Regions from separate parts of the Homo sapiens genome. Here all the other regions are linked to region 3. The links are chromatin contacts, found by Hi-C or POLR2A ChIA-PET in ENCODE. All regions are on one chromosome and are shown on one strand. The core of a region is the stretch at or near the end of the contact, and the rest is flanking DNA. Distances in the headings are between cores, read along the strand shown. Region 1 overlaps TEAD4 (TEA domain transcription factor 4). Region 2 holds the start of ITFG2 (integrin alpha FG-GAP repeat containing 2). Region 3 holds the start of TULP3 (TUB like protein 3).

Evidence for each region. Hi-C counts contacts between places; a loop is a spot of excess contacts on that map. ChIA-PET counts read pairs that join two places held with the same protein, here RNA polymerase II (POLR2A). Pooled maps may share reads with other maps.
Region 1: a loop to region 3 is called in a pooled map, with 2.1 times the contacts of the local background. The contact joins the enhancer-like site here to the promoter of TULP3 in region 3. A Hi-C loop is called at or near these places in 3 of 50 pooled maps. POLR2A ChIA-PET finds 5 or more read pairs at or near these places in 6 of 52 experiments (A673, AG04449, H1 and 2 more).
Region 2: a loop to region 3 is called in a map of CD8-positive, alpha-beta T cell, with 19 times the contacts of the local background. The contact joins the promoter of ITFG2 here to the promoter of TULP3 in region 3. A Hi-C loop is called at or near these places in 13 of 168 maps with a recorded cell type or tissue (CD4-positive, alpha-beta T cell, CD4-positive, alpha-beta memory T cell, CD8-positive, alpha-beta T cell and 8 more), 23 of 37 single-sample maps with no recorded cell type and 26 of 50 pooled maps. POLR2A ChIA-PET finds 5 or more read pairs at or near these places in 10 of 52 experiments (CD4-positive, alpha-beta T cell, CD8-positive, alpha-beta T cell, Caco-2 and 7 more).

Annotation. Positions count from the first base shown.
Region 1 is chr12:2,998,268-3,000,967 of GRCh38, reverse strand. All of the region lies in intron 3 of TEAD4 (TEA domain transcription factor 4), which reads right to left. Among named protein-coding and RNA genes, the nearest start is that of TEAD4, 40 kb to the right of the region's middle. RefSeq lists a silencer at 1,451-1,745. Within about 2 kb of position 1,397, at least 11 of the 41 ENCODE cell types and tissues checked have a DNase peak (open chromatin) inside an H3K27ac peak, as active enhancers do.
Region 2 is chr12:2,811,218-2,813,917 of GRCh38, reverse strand. It overlaps ITFG2 (integrin alpha FG-GAP repeat containing 2), which reads right to left and starts at 1,250. Exons shown (of 12, transcript NM_018463.4): 1 at 1,062-1,250. The coding sequence starts at 1,157. It overlaps ITFG2-AS1 (ITFG2 antisense RNA 1), which reads left to right and starts at 994. Exons shown (of 4, transcript NR_146317.1): 1 at 994-1,356. RefSeq lists enhancers at 974-1,223, 954-1,703 and a silencer at 1,334-1,423.
Region 3 is chr12:2,889,504-2,892,203 of GRCh38, reverse strand. TULP3 (TUB like protein 3) reads right to left here and starts at 1,313. Exons shown (of 11, transcript NM_003324.5): 1 at 1,216-1,313. The coding sequence starts at 1,256. It overlaps RHNO1 (RAD9-HUS1-RAD1 interacting nuclear orphan 1), which reads right to left. Exons shown (of 3, transcript NM_001252499.3): 3 at 2,680-2,700. RefSeq lists a silencer at 1,418-1,467 and an enhancer at 1,738-1,917.

The DNA.
Region 1 (2,700 bases), core at 148-2,647, 110 kb before region 3:
GAGGCCATGGTGAAGAAGCGGGGGGCAGGAGCCCAGGTGAAACTCCGTGACCTCTGTCCCATCACCTTTGTGAAAAGACCCTCGACGTGCTCTATCTAGTCCCAAACTCAGGCTGAGTCTGGTCCCGGTTCTGCCTCTTATTAGCTGTGTGACTCATCCAGAAAACGAGGGAATCCCTTCACCTCTGACAGTCTGACGAACCAACAGTGCTTTGCCCAGATCCTCCACCAGGGTCCCCCAAACCCACCATGTGAAGTCTCGCCTCTAGACTGATGCTCACAATCTCTCCACCCCCTTGCCTGGAGCACTGCTATGGTTTGAATATTAGTCCCCTCCAAAATTCATGTTGAAATGTAATCCCCCATGTGGCAGTATGGACAGGTGGGCCTTTAAGGAGTGATACGGCCCTGAAGGCACTGCCTTCACGATGGATTAATCCACGCAGGGATTAATGAGCTAACAGAGCGCAGGAGTGGGACTGGGGGCTGTCTCCGAGGAAGAAAAGGCCTGAACAAGCACACTCGGCCCCTTCGCCACGGGATGCCTGCACCACCTCGGGACTCTGCAGAGTTCCCTCCAGCACGAAGGCCCTCACAGATGCAGCCCCTCAACCTTGGACTTCCCAGCCTCTGTAACTGTAAGGAATAAACTCCTTCTTTATAAATTACCCAGTTTCAGGTATTCTGTTATCAACAACAGAAAACAGACCAAGACAAGCACTCACCCTCAGCTCTGCTTCCTTCAGGAAAACTCCCAAGATAAATCTGGTTAATATCGGCTGTGGACAACCCCAGTGTCTGCTTGGGTGGCTAACTGTCCAGAGAAGTTTTTCCTGCCCCTCTCATTAGACCATGAAGTTGTGGAGAGCAGAGACCACACGGCCTCAGCCCGGCCTGCCCAGTGTGGGGTGGTCACTTAATGAGAACTGACGGGCTGCTAATAGGATGGCCCACCTGGGACACAGGAGGGGAGAAGCAGAGAGAGAGGCAGGGAAAAGAGGCAGGAAGACTCGGGAAAGTCAAGAGCAACCTCAGGAAGGTGAGAAGCACAGGAGGCAGAAAGGGATGAATGCAGAGGGAACCCCAGAGCCAGCCACAGCCCTCCAGAGAGCAGGAGGCGGGACACGAGCCCACCCGGCCAGCACTGAGTGTGAGGAGCGGGGAAGGCGGGGAGCAGGCAGAAGGGGGCGAGAAGTTGTTCGAATCCCACCACCTGCACGCTAGGCTAGGCCGACTGTGAGCCTGGCCAAAGGAGGTCAGGGTGGCCAGCGTTGGCTGTGCCAGGGGGAGGGTCACACAGTGACAGGGCAGAAATGAAAGCGGCCGTGAGCAGGAGAAGGCAAGCACCCCGGGCTCGGGAGCCGGCCCAGGAGGGTAAGAGGTGCTCAAGGGGAGGGCTGGAGCCAACAAGCGTGGGAGACTCAGCTCAGAAATAGCAGGTGTTAATCTGCCGTGCTGCTTTGCATGTCATCTGCATGTCTGCCTGGCCTTGGTCAGCGTGTCCTATGCTGGATGTTCCGTGGGCGGAGCTCGGAGCAGGCCTAACCCCTGTCCTCAAACAGCTAAGGCCGGGTCCCCAGGTCGGGAATCATCCTCTTAGCCCCACCCCATACCCCACCGGGCCGGCCCACTTGGAAAGGGGCTGGTGGCCTTTGGATGCAGGGAAGTGAGGGGGGAGAAAAGACCAGAGCTCTGGGGATGCTAGAAGCAGCTGGGGGCTCAGAATGGGGCTGGGGTACACAGAGGATGGGAAGCGCAGATGCCCCAAGGGAAGATGAGAAGACAGGAGGGGAGCAGCCACGGTGAGCTGAGGTCTGAGTCAGCTCTCAGCTCGGCCTCCCATTCCGCCTCCCAGAGGGCCCATCCCACACACTGGGGGTGAGCTCAGAGCTATCTATAGCTCCCAGCCGGGCTGGTCAGCACTGCCTGCTGAGAGCCCTCCATCAGTCCCCACGCAGTCCTGCCTTGGCTCGGCCCCCGGGACTGGTAAGAAGAGACGGGGTGAGCGGGTGTCTGGATCCCAGCAGAACCTATTCTCATGCAGGACAGGTGCTGTGGGGGCTGGGCGGTTGTCAGAGCCTGCAGTACAGCCTCCAGGGCCCTGCCCAGGGCCTGACCCACCTGGAGCCAGGGCCAGGCAGTGGAGGAGCAAGGCCATTCAGCTGACAGAGGAACGCCAAGCTCGGAGGCAGGAGAACTGGGTTAAAGCCCCACTCTCCACTTCCAACTTGAGAGACTGGGAGAAACTCTTGGCTTCCCTGAATTTCCATTTCTGCATCTGCAAGCAGAGGTGCCATTCCTCCCTCCTTGAAGGGACCGTTGAAAGGACCGAAAGATCACAGATGCCCAGGATGCTGGGAGCGCTGACGTGTTATGAAGCACAGTGAAGCAGCACCTCTGCCTCTCCTCACTCTTCCTCCAGGCCCTCCCGAGCGTCCCCATCCCATGCCCCTCCCTGGGTCTCAGCACAGGGGAGGAGCAGCATCCGAGATGCCAACACGGCCAGGACAGTTTGCCAAACCATTTTCAGTCTGCTTCCCTGAGTCAGTGGCTTCCCTCCTGCCAAAGAGAATTCCAACCCAAGTCCTGCCAGAGATCCACAGCCCGGCGCTTCCCCAGGGTTGGTCACGGTCTCTTAACCCCAGTATCTTTATATGTGAAGCAGGGACAGAAATATCTACCTATAACAACTAAATAAAAC
Region 2 (2,700 bases), core at 1-2,500, 78 kb after region 3:
CATAAAATTGGACTGCTTGGCAGTTCATGAAGAAACACGAAAGCCCAGAAAACATAACACAAATTTATGAGAATAACTCTTTCCTCCCCAGAGAGGGTAGAGCCAAAAAAGGCCTCATAAGATACCTTCTGCATCACAGCACTAGGGGGCGGTGGGAAATAAGTACAGGACAGTTAAGGAACTGTGAAGCAGGGAGGCCGAGTAGGAAGATAGGGCAGAGGGTAGAAGGGGGCAATACAGTGCTTTGCATTAGAACTATGAAATAGATGATAAATGAAAAGATAAAGTCTGCAAAAAAAAGAGCATCAGACACTATTCCCTTTAATGCTCCACCGGAGAATCCTCTCCATACTTTAGTCAATGCATCTCATTACATTTTATTATCCGGTGACTATTACACAGCTTGATTATGAGCTATCTGAGGACTGGAACTCTCTCGTTCATTTTTGAATTCCTAGAATGTAGCAGAGTCCTTGGTGCATAATGAGCAGTTCAGTAAAGATTTGCAGAAAAACAGAATAAAATACTAACACCACCACCACCACCACTAACACTTAAGTGAGCACTAAACTGTGTGCCAGGCATTGTTTTACCTGCTTGACCTGTGGTAATTTATTTAAAAAACGAGAAGGGCTGGGCACGATGGCTCAGGCCTGTAGTCCCAGCACTTTGGGCCAACATGGTGAAACCCCACCTCTACTAAAAACACAAAAATTAGTCGGGCGTGGTGGCGGGCGCCTGTAATCCCAGCCCCTTGGGAGGCTGAGGTAGGAGAATCGCTCGAGCCCGGGAGGCAGAGGTTGCGGTGAGCCGAAATCAAGCCACTGCACTCCAGCCTGGGTGACAGACGGAGCCTGTCTCAAAAAACAAACAAAACCTCCCAAGGAACAAAACCAACCACGAACACTGAAGCTATCAATAAAGTTTTTCTCTCTAGCGCTCCAAACTAGCCACAGCGCGCATGCTCACGCTCACGTGGCACGCTCGGGCGGCCTCTTCCACTTCCCTTGCCCCGTCCCTGCACAGATCCAGGCTGTCTCTTGCGGTGCGCATGCACCTACCGTATCGTTATCAACGTCTCCGAGGCAGATTGCGTGCGGGAAGAGGCTCCCGCTGAACTCCAGCGCCACGCGCTGCACGTAGCTAACTGACCTCATGGCACCTCCAAGAGCAGAGGGAGCGGAGAGGCCCAGTAAATATTCCCTGAACCCCCGTCGCGACAGCCGCCAGAGCGGAAGGCCACCTAAGGCAGCAAGTTACGTCACTGCCTGAACCTCCAATCTCTGCCTCTTCCTCCTTTAACCTTACAGAGGAGGCGGGTCTTCCGGGCTTGGAGGCGGGCTTCCCAACTCTGATGTGAGTGACAGGCCCACGGGCCACTCCTTTTCTCCACAGGGCTGCAGACCGTGGGTAAACCAACCCTGACGGGGGTCGATCTGTTCCCTTGGCAACAGGGCTCCCAAGGGCTTGACCTAATAACCTTGACCTTTTTCCTTTGTTTCCCTGGCAATGAAGATTCCTAGCCATCAGACCATTCCTGAGAATCTTACTAATCTTCGTAATAACTGATAATTGCATGGTTTTGAAAAGTGTTTTTAAAAAACTACCCATTAGGAGTGAAAACAATGTAGTGAGTTGCAATCAGCATATAAAAAATTAAATACAATAGTAATATACCAAGTGACTCCCAGGTAGTAAGGTAAGTACAGTTTTTGTGAAACTCTTGTTTCAATTGTATATACTTATATGTGTATACTGGCTTATAATGTAAAAAAAATTTTTTTTTTCAGTGTATGTGTTTTCTGGTCAATAGTTTAAAAGCCACCTGCTGCAAAGCACATTTCACATATTTCACATAATTAGTTCAGCCACTATGCGAGCTTTTTTTTTTTTTGGCTGAGGAAAACAGGTTCAGCAAGATTAAGTAAAATGGCAGAAGGAAGGATTGTGGGGCGGGGTGCGTGCTCAAACCAGAATTGTTTGATCCCAAACCCTAGGGCCTCTCCATCATTTACTATCATAGTTCGTAGGAGAGTCTTCAGGCTGGAAGTGAAGGTTGCCTGGATTCCGGATCTGCTCTGTCTTGTGGCCCCCCAGCACAAAGCTCTTGCATCTCAACCTCAGTAGCCTTACTCTTGTAGCACAGATGGGACTGTCACTCTCATGGCTGGCTTCTTGGGATACTTTCTTTCCATGTTGAATCCAGTTCTGCCTTTCTTTGGGGTGCCTCGTCAATCAGGGCAATATTTATGAAATCATACAGGTGTTCAATACATTTTTAGATTTAGGTCTAAAAACCCAGGCTGACTCGCACTTGGTGTTTCAAAAAAAAAAAAAAAATGATTCTACCTTATCTGGGATTTTGGACCAGGGGCTGTTCCTTTTTATCTTTTTTTTTTTTATTTTTATTTTTATTTTTTTTTGAGACAGAGTCTCGCTCTGTTGCCCAGGCTGTAGTGCAGTGGCGCAATCTCGGCTCACTGCAACCTCTGCCTCCCAGGTTCAAGCAGTTCTCCTGCCTCAGCCTCCCGAGTAGCTGAGACTACAGGCGAGCGCCACCACGCCCAGCTAATTTTTAATTTAATTTAATTTAATTTTTTTTTTTTTTGAGACGGAGTCTCGCTCTGTCACCCAGGCTGGAGTGCAGTGGTGCGATCTCGGCTCGCTGCAAGCTCCGCCTCCCGGGCTCAAGCCATTCTC
Region 3 (2,700 bases), core at 64-2,563:
AATACATGTTCTTTACCCCCAACAACTTTGTGACAATTTTTAAAAATGGTTTAAAATTGTTTAAATATCTACTAGTGGAAATATCAAACTAAATACTTACACGTCAAATCATTTTTTTTTTAAGGTGACAGGATGTCACTGCGTTGCCCAGGCTAGCGAGCTCAGTGGCCCAACACAGGAGTTTGGAACTCCTGGGCTCAAGGAATCCTCCCTCCTCAGTCTCTCGAGTCGCTGGAACTACAGGCGCGCACCACCGTGTCCGGCCAAATTTTAATTGATTGACTGATTGATTTTATTTTATTTTATTTTTTTCTAGAGATGGGGGTCTCGCTATCTTGTCCAGGCTGGTCTCGAACTCCTGAGACCAAGCGATCCTCCTGCCTTGGCCTCCCAAAGTGCTGGGGATAATAGACGTGTTCCAAGGCGCCTGGCCCCAAATCTTTGTCTTGGTAATGGAATAAAAAGCGGGGTATACAGTTGGCGTGTAGGGCTTAAATCCTCAGATGACGCCAAAGTTTCTAACCAATGATTTCAAACGGCTTCCCATTAACTTCTCATTAACCTAGCGAACAAGAAAGTGACACGCTGAGATTTTGGATCCTTTTTTTTCCGAGGCTCTCCCTCTGGCAGAGAAAGAGGCGCACAAACAAGGGGTGTGGCCCACTGGCAAATCAGTCAGACCATCCCGAATCAGGGACAAACACTGGAAAGCAGAGAGGAAAAAGAAGTTTCGCGTTTCCGCTCCTCGGACTCTGCTCCAGAATTCAGCTTTACCCGTCCGAAGCAGCGGCGTCAGAACAAGCTACTAAACATCACCCGCACCGCCTCCCGGGAGGGGCTGGGTCCCCTCTCGGCTGTGACACCGCCGGGCAGTGGGAGCTGAGCGGGGCCAGCGCCTCTCCCCCGAGGGAAACCCGAGGCCCAGAGGGGCCGAGGGAGCCCGTCACGAAAACTCCAGAAGTTCCTAAGCAGGGACCTGAACCAAAGGTCTCTGCCCACGGCGCGGGATGTAGTGCCGCCGCTCCACTTGAGAAAGGGGTCCCCACACGGGAGTAGGGCGAGGGGGTCGCCTCCCGCCGCCGAAACCAGTCCCTCCCTGAGTCGCCAAGTCCCGAGTCCCGCCCTCTCCCCGCAGGGCTCCCGGAGAGGACCTCCGCCTTCTCGCTTCGCCCCTCCGCCTCGCTCAGGAGGAGACCTGCCACGGCCCTGTCTGACCTGTCGCCGCTGGGACTGAGCCGGCAGCGCGAAGCCTCCATGCCCGCCACCGAGGAAGCCCCCACCACGTACACACTCTTCCCCGCCGTCGCTAGAGTGGCTAGGCTGGCACGCCGCCGCGTCCCGCCTCCTGGCAACCGCGTTCCACACTGTCGCCGCCGCCGATTGGTCCGTGTTCTCGTGGCTCCTGTCTCATTGGCTATTGCCGGGGCCCAACGATGCGGGAGGGTTGCTAAGGGGCGGGAGGCGAGCGGGAGTTAAACGCGCCTGCGCGGGGGTGGGGTGACGCGAGCTAAGGCTTGGTCCTCTGGAGCGCCTCGCGGGGCCGGTACTGAGCGGGAAGACTTTGTTTTTGCCTGGGCCTCGCCCGCCGCGCGGCCAGCAGGCGAGTCCGGTCAGAGGAGTCTCCTATACCGCACCAACCGCCACGCACGCAACGGCTCCTCGCACCCCCGCCATTTTTACCGAGCCCACCCAGAGCGCTTCCCGAGGTCTGCCCTGTGAGGATGTACAGACCTCTGCCGCTTCCCATTCTGGCCCCTGCCCTGATACCAGCGGCCTTCGTGGACCCCCTCTGGTACCCTCTCCACTCCATCAGTCACTCCCAGTGAAACGCATCTTCCATAGGCTGGCCTTGAACTTCAACTGCACAGAACTTAAGCTTCCCCTACTCCAGCCCAAGCTTTTAGGTCATTCCTAGACCTGCTCTACAGACTCCCCTAAAGCACACGAGGGAATCCAGAGACTTTAATTTTTTGAGACAGGGTTTCTCTCTCGCCCAGACTGCAGTGCAGTGGCCCGGTCTCAGCTCACCGCAACCTCCGCCTCCCAGGCTCAAGCGATTCTCCTGCCTCAGCCTGTGGAGTAGCTGGGATTACAGGCAGGGGCCACTACTGCCTGGCTATTTTTCGTATTTTTAGTAGAGATAGGGTTTCACCATGTTGGCCAGACTGGCCTCTTAACTCCCGACCTCAAATGATCCACCCGCCTCAGCCTCCGAAAGTGCTGGGATTACAGGCGTGGGCCCGTCCTGGAGACTCTTTCCATCTACCTTTCTACCTCCTGTGGGCCTTCCTCAAACATCCATAGCCCACCGTGAGAGCCCCTGTCTAAATGTGTACTCTTGTCTCCAATAAATCCCGTCCCCAAATGTCAGTCCCTTTCTCCCTACCGACATGCACATTATAGTCCCTACAAAACATCCTGAGTCCTGACAAGTCACTGCACAAATGGCTTTATGGCGTTCTAAGGTCAAAGTTGTTTCCACATTGGTTTTGAACCTACAAGTTAGTACTTTAGGAGGCACACGCTGAGAGTGGACCGTTACACTGCCTGGGTCAGCGTGCACTCACTGTGTGACCTGTGCATGGTTCATTCTCTGCATCAAACTCCCATCTGTAAAATATACAGTAATCCCTGCTTGATCTAGTTGGGGCTGGACCTGACACAGTAGGTCCAGCTGAATGAATGCTAAATGAATGGGTT